Regions from separate parts of the Homo sapiens genome. Here regions 2, 3 and 4 are each linked to region 1. A link is a contact called in ENCODE Hi-C or POLR2A ChIA-PET data. All regions are on one chromosome and are shown on one strand. The core of a region is the stretch at or near the end of the contact, and the rest is flanking DNA. Distances in the headings are between cores, read along the strand shown.

What was found. A loop is a pair of places that touch in the nucleus more often than their neighbours do. ChIA-PET counts read pairs that join two places held with the same protein, here RNA polymerase II (POLR2A). Pooled maps may share reads with other maps.
Region 2: a loop to region 1 is called in a pooled map, with 10 times the contacts of the local background. The contact joins two enhancer-like sites. A Hi-C loop is called at or near these places in 1 of 168 maps with a recorded cell type or tissue (vagina), 3 of 37 single-sample maps with no recorded cell type and 9 of 50 pooled maps.
Region 3: a pooled map shows a loop between it and region 1 (3-fold over the local background). The contact joins two enhancer-like sites. A Hi-C loop is called at or near these places in 2 of 50 pooled maps. POLR2A ChIA-PET finds 5 or more read pairs at or near these places in 2 of 52 experiments (MCF 10A and naive thymus-derived CD4-positive, alpha-beta T cell).
Region 4: a loop to region 1 is called in a map of CD14-positive monocyte, with 15 times the contacts of the local background. The contact joins the promoter of LINC02970 here to the enhancer-like site in region 1. A Hi-C loop is called at or near these places in 1 of 168 maps with a recorded cell type or tissue (CD14-positive monocyte), 9 of 37 single-sample maps with no recorded cell type and 9 of 50 pooled maps. POLR2A ChIA-PET finds 5 or more read pairs at or near these places in 4 of 52 experiments (HCT116, activated CD4-positive, alpha-beta memory T cell, activated naive CD8-positive, alpha-beta T cell and 1 more).

What each region holds. Positions count from the first base shown.
Region 1 is chr20:62,739,334-62,742,198 of GRCh38, reverse strand. All of the region lies in intron 1 of NTSR1 (neurotensin receptor 1), which reads right to left. Among named protein-coding and RNA genes, the nearest start is that of NTSR1-AS1, 5.4 kb to the right of the region's middle. RefSeq lists enhancers at 1,631-2,259, 1,240-2,439. Within about 2 kb of position 1,363, at least 21 of the 41 ENCODE cell types and tissues checked have a DNase peak (open chromatin) inside an H3K27ac peak, as active enhancers do; they include CD14-positive monocyte, HCT116 and endothelial cell of umbilical vein, where a contact is called at or near this core.
Region 2 is chr20:62,500,429-62,503,293 of GRCh38, reverse strand. No RefSeq gene overlaps it. Among named protein-coding and RNA genes, the nearest start is that of GATA5, 26 kb to the right of the region's middle. RefSeq lists enhancers at 1,032-1,261, 2,727-2,865. Within about 2 kb of position 1,378, at least 5 of the 41 ENCODE cell types and tissues checked have a DNase peak (open chromatin) inside an H3K27ac peak, as active enhancers do.
Region 3 is chr20:62,899,456-62,902,320 of GRCh38, reverse strand. The region is part of intron 6 of DIDO1 (death inducer-obliterator 1); the gene reads left to right. Among named protein-coding and RNA genes, the nearest start is that of SNORA117, 18 kb to the right of the region's middle. RefSeq lists enhancers at 1,951-2,200, 1,530-2,384. Within about 2 kb of position 1,385, at least 15 of the 41 ENCODE cell types and tissues checked have a DNase peak (open chromatin) inside an H3K27ac peak, as active enhancers do.
Region 4 is chr20:62,601,996-62,604,860 of GRCh38, reverse strand. It overlaps LINC02970 (long intergenic non-protein coding RNA 2970), which reads left to right and starts at 1,420. Exons shown (of 2, transcript NR_184037.1): 1 at 1,420-1,883. RefSeq lists enhancers at 1-419, 420-1,209 and a silencer at 952-1,101.

The sequences.
Region 1 (2,865 bases), core at 114-2,613:
CTGTGGGACCACTGTGGGGAGGGGATGAAATGGACGGCGCAGCTTCTGGCTAGTACTTGGCCCCTCACGACCCCGTCCACGCCTCCATCAGAGAGCTCTGATGTGCAGGTTTTGGCTCAGTATTAAAAATAACGGTTTGAATTCCTCTAACCTTCACTTTCTAGCTGACATCGACTGTCCTGGGGTCTACACATACTCTGTGTGCACCACCTCAGGCACACAGGTCTCATCTGTGAGGCAGAGGCTCCTGTCAGGCTCCTTTTGTAGATAAAGAAACCCAGGCACAGTTGTGAACCCAGGGGCCTGATCCCACAGCCTGAGCTCCCACTTCCTCCATCAGGGGCCATCCTATGAGCAGATCCTCATCCCCACTGGTGAAGCTTTGTGGCATGTACCTCACCTGAGCAGATGCCTTCTGTGGGCCATTGCCAGGTTTTGAGAGCATCTAGTCCAAGGCTGTGGCTCCTTGGCGACCTCTCAGGGACTGAGCCTGCCCCACAGCCTCTGTCCATGGCTCCTCCACTCTGTTCCCTGCACTTTTCTTCTGGTTTGGAATTTCTGGGAAAGGCTCAAGAGAATGCCAGAGCCCCAGGGAGCCTCAGGGGTTCAGTACCATGGACAATGCCCAGGCATGCTCGAAGGGGCGCACAGACATGGGGTGGGAGGAACATGGTGTGGGGCAGGGGGCCGGTGTAGGGACCCCCAAGCCAGCTGGGGGCAAGGACCCCATCAGGAGAACTCTGGCCACCTGCAGACCCGTCCTCTGAGCGGGGCTGGTGAGTCACCCGTCACCTCTGCAAGAGGTTTGCCCTCCTCTCCTCTTCCAGGCAGCAGGGAGCCCTGAGTGTGGGAGTTGGAATCTTTTCCCTCCTGATTGCTGGAGCTATAGAGGCCATTGTCTGAGTGGGGACTTGGCAGAACAGAAGCCCCTGGAAGCCACATCCTGTCTGTGCCCGGCTGAGCTGCGGGACTGGCAGCAGCCTGGCTGCCGGGAGACCCCTGACTTAGCAGCCTGGCTGCCGGGAGACCCCTGACTTAGCCCAGAGGGCCTTAGTCAGATTAGGGAAAGAGCCTTCCTGACACCCTTGCCTCCTCTACCTGTGCTGGGCAGGTGCCCTCCAGGACAGGAGGAGGGGAGGCCCCTGGCCCTCAGCCCCGGGAACGGCCCTCCCCTCGCTGAGCCTGGCCGGGGCCCAGAACCCCAGTGTGCCCCATTAGTCACTCTGAGGGCAGTGCTGGGGTGGCGAGTTGCTTTTCAGCTGCTCCAGCACTTCTCAAGAGTAAATCACAGGCAGCGGCAGGTGACAGCCAGCGGTTGAGGCTGCGGGCTGCAGGTCTCTGCCATGTTTTCAAATATCTGCCAGCTTCAAGCCCATGAGAATGCTCACACCCACAAGGCATCTGCTGGGAAGCACGACAGGGCTTTAAAAACTCTTGACAAGCCCAGGAGGCTGCGCAGAGCAGTGAGTGAGGGGTGGAATTCTGGCCCCGGTCACGGCCCCCACCTCTCTGGGGATCTGAGCGGGAAGGATCCCTGGTAGGGCCTCGCACTCCTGTTTCTCAGATGAGGAAACCGTGGCCAGGTGGGGGCTCCCCTGGGCTCGAGTCCACAGCTCTGGTCTCCACCCTCAGACTGTCGGCACAACCCTTTTCCCTCCCGCCTGCACGGCTTGTAAGATCTGTCTCCCGCTCACCCTATGACTAAGAATGAGCCCCACAACCCTTTTCCCTCCGGCCTGCACGGCTTGTAAGATCTGCCTGCCGCTCACCCTATGACTAAGAATGAGCCCCACAACCCTTTTCCTTCCGGCCTGTGCGGCTTATAAGATCTGCCTGCCGCTCACCCTATGACTAAGAATGAGCCCCACAACCCTTTTCCTTCCGGCCTGCACGGCTTGTAAGATCTGCCTGCCGCTCACCCTATGGCTGCGAATGAGCCCGTTCGATCCGGTTTGCTGAGGCTTTCGTTCATACTTTTCTAAAACGCAGGGCACTAACGTGACAGATCAGAAGTGGAGCTAACACACTTAGCACAGAGCGCTTTGGAGCCCGGTTCCTTGAAAAAAGCCACACCATCCGGAAAAGTTCTCTGCTCCATGCAGGAAAAGCCCAGAGACCTGCAAACGCAAGCCCTGGGTTTCCGGGGAGTTTGTGCAAAGCCCCAGCTGTGACCAAGGAGGAGCTGCTGTGATCAAGGGGGAGGCCCTGCAGCTGGGGACGAGGCGGTGCGGCCAGGGGCCAGCAGTCCCAGCACGACTTAACTTTCCATGTCAGAGCACAGATTTGGAAAAGAGCAAGTGTTCCCAGTTGCCTGCGGGACAGCATATGCGTCCCGCACCCCGCCGGCCTGTTCTCCAGTTCTGGCCGTCGCCGGCCGCTGCACCTCCAGCCCCACGGTTCTCTGTGTGCTTTTCTGCCATGCAGACATATGGGCATCAGGCACATCCTGCCCCTCCCAGCGCCTAGTGGCCACGCCCTGGCAAAGCTGGCCGCCGTGTCCCACAGACATCTGGCTCTACACAGCATCTCAGCGGTGTCAGTGGAATTAGTGTTCTGCCCTGTTGTGGTGAATCTGATTATGGTGAACACACAGAGCCAAGTGTCCTCACCCACCGGAAGAGGCCGTAGGGGTGAGAGAGGAAGGCCGGGGGCGGCCCCTCACACCCCCAAGTACCTGCATGGGAGGGACTGACTCAGTGACACCTGGCTCTCCTTGCTTCCCCAGCTGCCCAGCCCCTGGGCTCAGGGGGCCCCAGGCTCTGGCTTAACCCCAGATCTCCACCCTTTGTGCTTCAGCCAGGCCCCTTCTGTGTGATTCCAGGGGCTCCAGCCTCTACCCTGAGTGGCCGAAAGGAAGGGCCAGTG
Region 2 (2,865 bases), core at 129-2,628, 240 kb after region 1:
GTGTCAAGGATGCTGCTGAGGAGGGGTCACCTGCCAAGGCCAGATGGCCGGTTTGTCAGGGGCTGGGGGAGGCAGCCAGGGCACCCCATCCACCCCGGCTACAGGATTTTGGCAGCGCCGGGCGAGAAGTCTGAGAATCGCCCTCCACAGCTTGGAGAGCTTGGTTGTTTTGAATATTTTCACTTAAAAGGATTCCCACCTGAAGGTTCTCTAGGAGACATGTGGGGACAGCCATCCTCATCCCTTGCACCCAACAGAGGGTCTGTCCTGGGACCCAGGCACTCCTGCAGTGTCTGTGGAGCAGCCCTTCTCAGAGGCGGTTTGCTTCCACCTGCCCATGATCAGGTCCAAGGAGCGGGGCCGGCGGCTCCCTGCACCTCCTCGCAGGTTGAGCAGCTGTTGGCAAAGGCCAACGTAGGGGCAGATGCCTGGGGTCCCGACCATGATCAGGAAGGGCAGCTCCGGGCCAAGGCTGCTCACAGGCCGGGAGGTGGGGAGTAGGGCGAGGTCAAGCACCAGAGGAAGGGGCTGGCAGGGGTGACCAGGAAGAGGAGGAGCAGGGACGTGGAGAGCCAGCGCATAGGAGCTCACAGCCCCTCTCATCTGCTCGAGAGCTTCCATCTGGGAAGAGCTGAGGCCCAAGGCCCACTGCTCTGTGGGAGCCCCACCCGGCCCTCCGTTGAGCCCATGGGTCAGGGCAAGGCTGCGCCCCAGAAGCATGAGCTGGCCCCAGCAGACCTGCTCTCCCTGCCACAGAGCCCCAGGAGCTGTCAGGGAGCTGGGCCCTCTCCCTGACCCTCATGTCCCCACCCTCCATGACCCAGCTCCCGAGAGCCGACCCTGCTGGGAGCCTCCTGGCTGGGCCACCCCTAGCAGGCCAGCCCAGGGCACTGCTCCTTCCTGTAATCCCACCCCACACACCAAGACCCACACCCAGGCAGGGGGATGAAATGGGCAGCATAACCGCGGGTGGCCTAGCCCACCACACTCACTTGAGACCCCTGAGCAGCCTGCGGCCACCCAGCCCCACCTCAGGGTCTGAGTCTCGGTGCATCTACGAAGTGGGTCTTTATGAGGCCTCTCTCACACTGCTATGAAGAAATACTCAACTGGGTAATGTATAAAGAAAAGAGGTTTGGTTGACTCACCGTTCCGCCTGGTTGGGAAAGCCCCAGGAAACTTACAATCATGGCGGAAGGCACCTCCTCACAGGGTGACAGGAGAAAGAATGAGCACAGAGCAAAAGGGGGAAAAGCCCTTATGAGACCATCAGATCACATGAGACTCATTCACTGTCTTGAGAACAGCATGGGGGAACCGCCCCCATGATCTCATCACCTCCACGAGGTCCCTCTGCCAACCAACACATGAGGATTACAATTCAGTTACAACTCAAGATGAGATCTGGGTGAGGACACAGAGCCAGACCATATCAGGGTCCATACTCGGGGTGGTGAGGGGCCCATGCCACATGCTGGGAGATCTCAGCCCTGCCGGGCACAAGCTCAACTAACAGGGTCATTGCCAAGTACTCACAGCCATCCTCAGAGCCACAGGCTGCCCCTGGGCCCAAGGTCCCGCTGCCACACAGAGACTATCCTTGACCTCACAGGTGCCCTCATCTCTGCTCACAAACCCTCTGGAGATGTCAACACAGGGCCAGGTGCAGGGCCAGTCTGCTGGGGTCACCTGGAGCCAAAGAGAAGACCCTGGTCCTGGAGCCTGCTGGGGGATCCCCACTACACAGCCAAGCCGCCTGAGATGCCGCCGTCACAGGCCAGCTGCTCAGAAAGCTGGGGCTTCGGGGCTTGCGTGGCATCCACGGCTCCCAACTCACGACAGTACACGCAGACACACGCTCACCCGCACACATGAACACCCACACTAGCAGTACACTCAGACACACACTCACCTGCACACACACTCACACTAGCAGTACACGCAGACACTCTCTCACTCGCACACACGAACACCCACACTAGCAGTACACGCAGACACACACTCACCCGCACACACAAATCCCAACCCACGACAGTACACGCAGACACACGCTCACCCGCACACACAAATCCCAACCCACACTAGCAGTACACACAGACACACGCTCACCCGCACACACGAACACCCACACTAGCAGTACACGCAGACACACACCTGCACACACAAACACCCACACTAGCAGTACACGCAGACACTCTCTCACTCGCACACACGAACACCCACACTAGCAGTACATGTAGACACACACTCACCCGCACACACAAATCCCAACCCACGACAGTACACGCAGACACACGCTCACCCGCACACATGAACACCCACACTAGCAGTACACGCAGACACCCGCTCACACACACACACGAACACCCACACTAGCAGTACACGCAGACACCCACTCACCTGCACACACGAATCCCAACCCACGACAGCAGAGGCAGACACCCTCTCACCTGCACACACAAACACCCACACTAGTGCAGGAGGCCAGGCCTGCACACACCCTCACACGTATGGACATATGTATGACACAAGTTCACAGACACCCTCACACCCACACATACACAGTAAGACATGCCTGCACACACCTTCACACGCATGGACACACACGCTGGCTCACACCCTCACACACATATACAGTAAGACACACAAATACACCCTCACACTCACACATATACACCCCTGCACACGCCCTCACACGCATGGACACACCTTCACATGCACAGACACGCTCACAGAGACACCCTCACAACTACACGTATACAGTAAGACATGCCTGCACACACCCGCACACGCACACAGGCTCACAGACACCCTCACACCCACACATACACAGTAAGACACGCCTGCACACACCCTCACACTCAT
Region 3 (2,865 bases), core at 136-2,635, 160 kb before region 1:
TATAACTGGAAGTTTCTTGGCTGTCAGTAATGACATTCTTTTGTTATTTTTAAGTGTTTTACTTTTTATAAACTTAAAAAGCAGCCTGCCATTGAGAAAATTACATCAGGGAAAGGTTTCACACCTCCGTAACCGTGACCCTGCACGGTGAAGTCCCACATCAGCACCGTCCCGTGGTGCCCCTGTCCATCCCTCAGGTGCCCCTTTGTGCTTATGCTTCAGCCACCTTGGGCAGGTGGGGTGCAGGGATGGAAGTTTCCAGCAGGATCGGTCCCCCTGAATTCACCACCTCTTCAGTGACCTTCATAGGACCTTTCGGAGCTGTGGATCTACTCATAGTCTAAAGATGAATACTCGGGAAAGCCTCCTCGGCATTCTCGGTGTCACAGAGTGCAGAGGTCAGCTCTGAAGACGCCTGCTACAATTCCTCCAATGTGGTACACAAGTTTCAGGTAGATTTGTATAAAGTTGTAAAATAATACTAGGTTTTTTTTTTTTTTTTTCTGTTAACACATCAACATACACATAGTTATATTCTTAGCTTCTAAAAGTTAGAGAAGTAACTTAGAATATTGACAAGAATTTTTGCTACTTATTTAAATGAAGGTTGCGGCAACTTTCATTTGCCGCAAACCTGGAAGAGTTCGGCAAGAAGAGCTTAAGGTAACTGGCTTTATCCTCAACTGACCTGCTTGGTGCTGTCAGCTAGGGGCTTTATACTGAGTATGGCCCTTTAGGACTGGAGGGATTACAGGGGAGGGTTGTGGACTAATTTTAACATGCCCCTAACATGTTGGTTTAAGTAGTAAACAACTTAGATAAAGGTTAAATTACTCGTGTGGGAGATCTTGGGAAGAGCAGCAGCTCTGCTCCCAAATGGGCTTGGCAGCCAGGCACACACCATGTGCAGCTGGGCACAACTGAAATTGCAGTTGAGTGGAACGTCCATCTGTCCACGTGGCCCTCATCACACGAGTTTCTTAGGGAGAATTACACACCTCTCCATTAAGTTGGAAGGCACTCAAGTAGCGGGTATTAGTAAGAAAACTGACCAAGGAAAGCTTTGAGTATTCCAAAACACGGCAGTCTAGCTGTGGACCCTGCAAGGGCGTCCTGGCTGTAGTGATGGTCTCCTCTGAGGAGCGTCTGCGATGTAGTCTGCCTGCTGTATTTGGGAAGTAACTGTTTCCCCGCAACATGAAAGCAAACTAGTAACTACTTATAAAAGGCGAATTCATGTGAACACATTCTAGCATGTTGAGAGGAGCAAAAGCAGAACATTTTCTCTTGCCGCTGCCACCTTGATTGTTCCCACTAGGGGCAATCTTGGAGTGAAGAAACAGGTAAAGCAGGAAACTGCATTGTTGTACACACGCCTCACTGAGGGCTGCAAATAGGCCTGACGTCACAGTGAACAGAATTTACTTCCACAGTTCCTTCACTGACTGTTGAGTCTGTTTTCAGGTGCATAGCATAGAAACAGCCCTTAGAGCTGTAGCGGATGGTGATAGGCAGGATTCAGGACACCGTGGGAGACCAGTGGAGGTCTGAGTGCCCCAGCTTCCCTAAACCAGCCAGCAGTACCGCGACAGGGCAGGCCACTTCATTGTCAACACCTACGTGAGGGCGTGTGGTGTTTATTTTAGTGATTTTTATAACCAGTTCCTTTCCCTGTGGGGAGCCATCCAGCACATAAGGTTGCTACATGGGGGCCTCTGGACAGTCCAGAACTGAGCAGACTTGGTCTCTTGCCCCATATTTTAATCCCTGTCCTGCTAAAACTTCCACTGGGGCAATTGGATGGGTTCTGCAGAGAGGAGCGGAGTAGCACCATCCTCCAGTGGGGGCCTGATTTTCTCCTCCCCGTCTCTGCTCAGGCCCTGGTGCCACCCAGTGGCCAGAGGCGCTGTAGCACCCAAGCCAGCCAGCCTTCTGCTTTGGGGGAAATTGGCCAATTAGAGTGTGCTGCTGATCCCTGTGCACGACGACGACCTGCTTCATTCTGCAGTTGGCTGAAACCCAGACCCGGCAGCAACAGTTTCATCTGGGCCAGTGGCCTGGGCAGGCCCCCAGAATGTGGGAGCTAAAGGAGACAGCACTGCGACCAAGGGGCAGAGAGGTGTGGGGAGGGGCAGGGGACCCCTGGCTCTCAGGCATCAGTGCTGTGCGGTGTGACCAGGTCACCACCACTGCTGCCCCCAGGGGGCCCAGCAGCGTGTAGGGGAGGCTCGTACCCTGACAGAGCCCTGTGTTTCTGCAGTGGGGTTTTTTCCTGGGTTGCCTGGAGTTGCTGCTTGCCCTTCTCTGAAGTTATACACAACGTAATAGTTCAAAGCAAATTTGGATGAACTTGCAAATTGAATTTTAGCTCCACTAAAAAGTTTCTGTCCCCATTTCAGCAGCAGCTGACCCAAGTTGAGCACCAGCCATGCTGTCCCACCTGGAGTGGAATGGGTGTGTGCTCGGGTCCCTGGAACAGTTGCTGGATAGAACATGTCCGTTCAGAGCAGGAATGGGGCTTTCTGCGTGTTGTAGGACACTGCTCCCAGAGGCCCGGCTTGGAACATTCTGCCGTTCACTCACCTGACTGCCCATTTCCATGCTCTTTAAAGCACAGATGAGGGATGACAAAGGTTGCCTTTAGAAAGGGAGCAGTTAATTTTCTAAAATAGCAATGGTTAAGGAAAGCTATTTCCTGCTTTTAAAATAAATTACGTTAATCTGCTGCCCCCACTCTTGGGTAATGGGTGGTTTTAAACCCATGTACTGGGAGTGCCCTAAAACTCATCTCTCAACTCGGGTTTTCCCTAAGTGAGGGAGACAATAGTGTAGTTACACGAGCAGAAATCTGAGTGTGGCCATGGA
Region 4 (2,865 bases), core at 171-2,670, 140 kb after region 1:
TCTAGCATGACCAAGGCTGCTCCCATGGAGGGGTCTCTGTCCCCTCTTCTGGAATCTGAGGGCCTCGTGACTGTCGGAAAGGATGCCAGGTGGCTCCGCGTCTCGGCTTCCACCTCTCTCTCAAGTGCTGGCCTCGGGAAGCCCACCCATGTCACATGTGGGGCTGCCGGAGAGGCCCAGCCCGAGATCCCGGCTGCAGGTCCCACTGATGGCGGCATCGTCTGTAGGAGACTCCCTCTGGAGTCTCCAGGCTCTGGCCCCAAGGCTTCCCCGAGGAGGCTGCAGACCTTGGGGAGGAGGCCTGGGCCATCCCAAGTGGCCTGTCGGAGTCTCTGACTCACAGGCGCTGTGAGCAGCAAGCATGGTCGTCCCGCAGCCTAGGCCTGGGCGCCTATTGTGCATCCCAGAAGCTGGAACGCGTGCTGGGCACAGACAGCTCCTCAGAGCAGAGTGGCCAAGCTGTGGCACGTCTGGGGGCCGATCCCCGTAGGGCTGAGTCTGCCAGGGGCACCAGCCACAATCCTGAGTACTGATTATGCACTGGCTGAACAAGCTGTCCCCAGCGGCTCTGCTGTGGTTCTTTGGTTGAAGCAAACGCTGGCGCTGGGTCTCACCTGCCTCCACACTTGCCCTGGCTCCTGGAGGCTCCAAGGGATGGGGCATCTCGTGAACAGGTGGGGCCTGGGTCTGGCCAACTGTGTTTGCCTCTGGCGGTGGCCAGGTCCAGCACCAGCACTTTGCTCACTCTGGTCCCCAGAGGGCTGGGCAGGTGCTGCGGCAGGAGGTGCCCCTGACCGCGTGGCCTGCTGGAAAGGAGCCTCCCAGCTCAGCGGCAGCCGGAGACAGTGTCCAGAGTGCCCGCAGTGCCACCCGAGCTCAGAGCCTCTCCCAGCGCCAGCACGATCAGAGGATGCTTTAACCGAAGCCATTAAGCTGTCACGGCCCATCCGCCTCCCGCCCCTTCCTGTCAGTTACTGCAGGCGGGGGGGACGCGGGGGGCAGCAGCAGCGGGGTGGGGGGAGCCCCTCCGCTTCCCTGAGTCACCGCCATCCGGCCAGACTGCCCACCACCGGCTCTGAGCTCATCGGCTCTGCGGTCAATCACTTCCCTCTGGAGCTGGGCAAGGCACTGGGGAAACGTGGGCCTGAGCAGGACTTTGCAGCCAAGGCCACTGGACTAGCTTGAGAGTCCTGGGCAGCATCCAGGCACGGGCTCCAGGCCTTCTGCCCCAGCTCGAGGTGCCATAGCAGGTGCCTCTCATGGGATTGGGGCAAGTGGCACAGTCTTGAGGCTCCCCCAGTCAGACCCTTCCCCCTTCTCCCCAGGCCATGGTGGGCAGGTGGCCACTTCCGTTGCTGCCTGTGTCTGAGGACATTGGCCCAGGGTTGGCAAGAAGAGGAAGGTGTTGCATCAACATGCAGCACATTCACCTGACAAGGAGCTGGCCGCAGCCTCCGCTGCCAAACGGTGACGGTGCTGGCTGGTGCCCCCAGGAGCTGTTCACCACCTCCCGGGCTAATGGCGCTTGCTGCCTGGCACACAGCAGGTGACTACACTGCATGGCTTATAAATGTGGCCTCTGCCAGGAAATCCTGGGAAAGAGCCAGGGAGGTGACGTTTTATCCACGAGCCTGCTATGGCTTAGCCTAGCCCTCCCCTAACTGTGACCAAGCTCTGGATGAGACACAGACAACTACTGAGGACCTGCAAAGTAAGGAGACTGCAGGGCGGAGGCGGAACTTGGAGGAGTGACCTGCCGTGGAGTTTCTGGTTTCCTCCTTGTGGCTTTGTCTGGAGGGCAAGCCCCACTCTCAGATCCACATGGCAACACAAGCAGCTAAAACGCAGATAGAAACCCCAACCTGGGAAAAGGAGTCCTACAGGTAAGAAAGGGGTGGAACCCCAGAATGGGGAGAGCCGGGGAAGAAGAGAGGGGTGGAACCCTGGAAGGGGGAGAGCCGGGGAAGAGAGGGGGCAGAACCCCAGAAGGGGGAGAGTGGGGGAAGAGAGGGGGCAGAACCCTGGAAGGAGGAGAGCAGGGGAAAAGAGGGGGCGGAACCCTAGAAGGGGGAGAGCCAGGGAAGAGAGGGGGCGGAACCCCGGAAGGGGGAGGGCTGGACACGGCAATTGCCTAATTCTGTGCATGAATCCGCATAAGTCTCACAGTGCCACCCAGCAGTGCCAACCCAGCAAAGGTCTTGAGAACCACACTGAGAGAGGTGGGGTTTGGGATGAACCTGGCTGCTAAAGTGGAAACAGCAACGTTCCCCGAGGGCTAGGACAGCACCCAGAGTCCACACGGTGTGCTCAGACGTAAAACAAAATTACTCAATAGACACAAAACTAGGAAGGTGTGATCATCCTCAAGAGAACAGACAATGCTCAGATGCCAGCCCCAACTGACACAGATGCCTACAGCAGCCGCGGTAACTGCTTTGCGAGTTGCACGCATACACAGCACACGCACACACACCTCAGAAAGGAGCATTAGATGAAATGAATAATAAACCTCACAGAGAGGTAGGAAAAAAAATAAACAAATGAGTATTTTTGAACTAAAAGAATAGAGTATCTGCAATTAAAATTGTACTGATGGACTCAATAGCAGAATGGAGACAAAGGAAAGCCAGCGAACGTGAAGACAGATAAATAGAAAATATCCACTCCGAAGAACGAAGATAAAGAGGAAAAACAAGAACAAGCATCACGGGCCAGCTGGGGTCGTATCGAAAGGCCCAGCACATACCTGGTTCCAGAAAGCAAGGAGGAGGTTGGGGCAGAAAGTTATTTGAAGGAATATTGGCTGAAACATCCCAAGTCTGGTGAAATACATAAATGTAAGCATTCAAGAAGCTCAGTGAACCC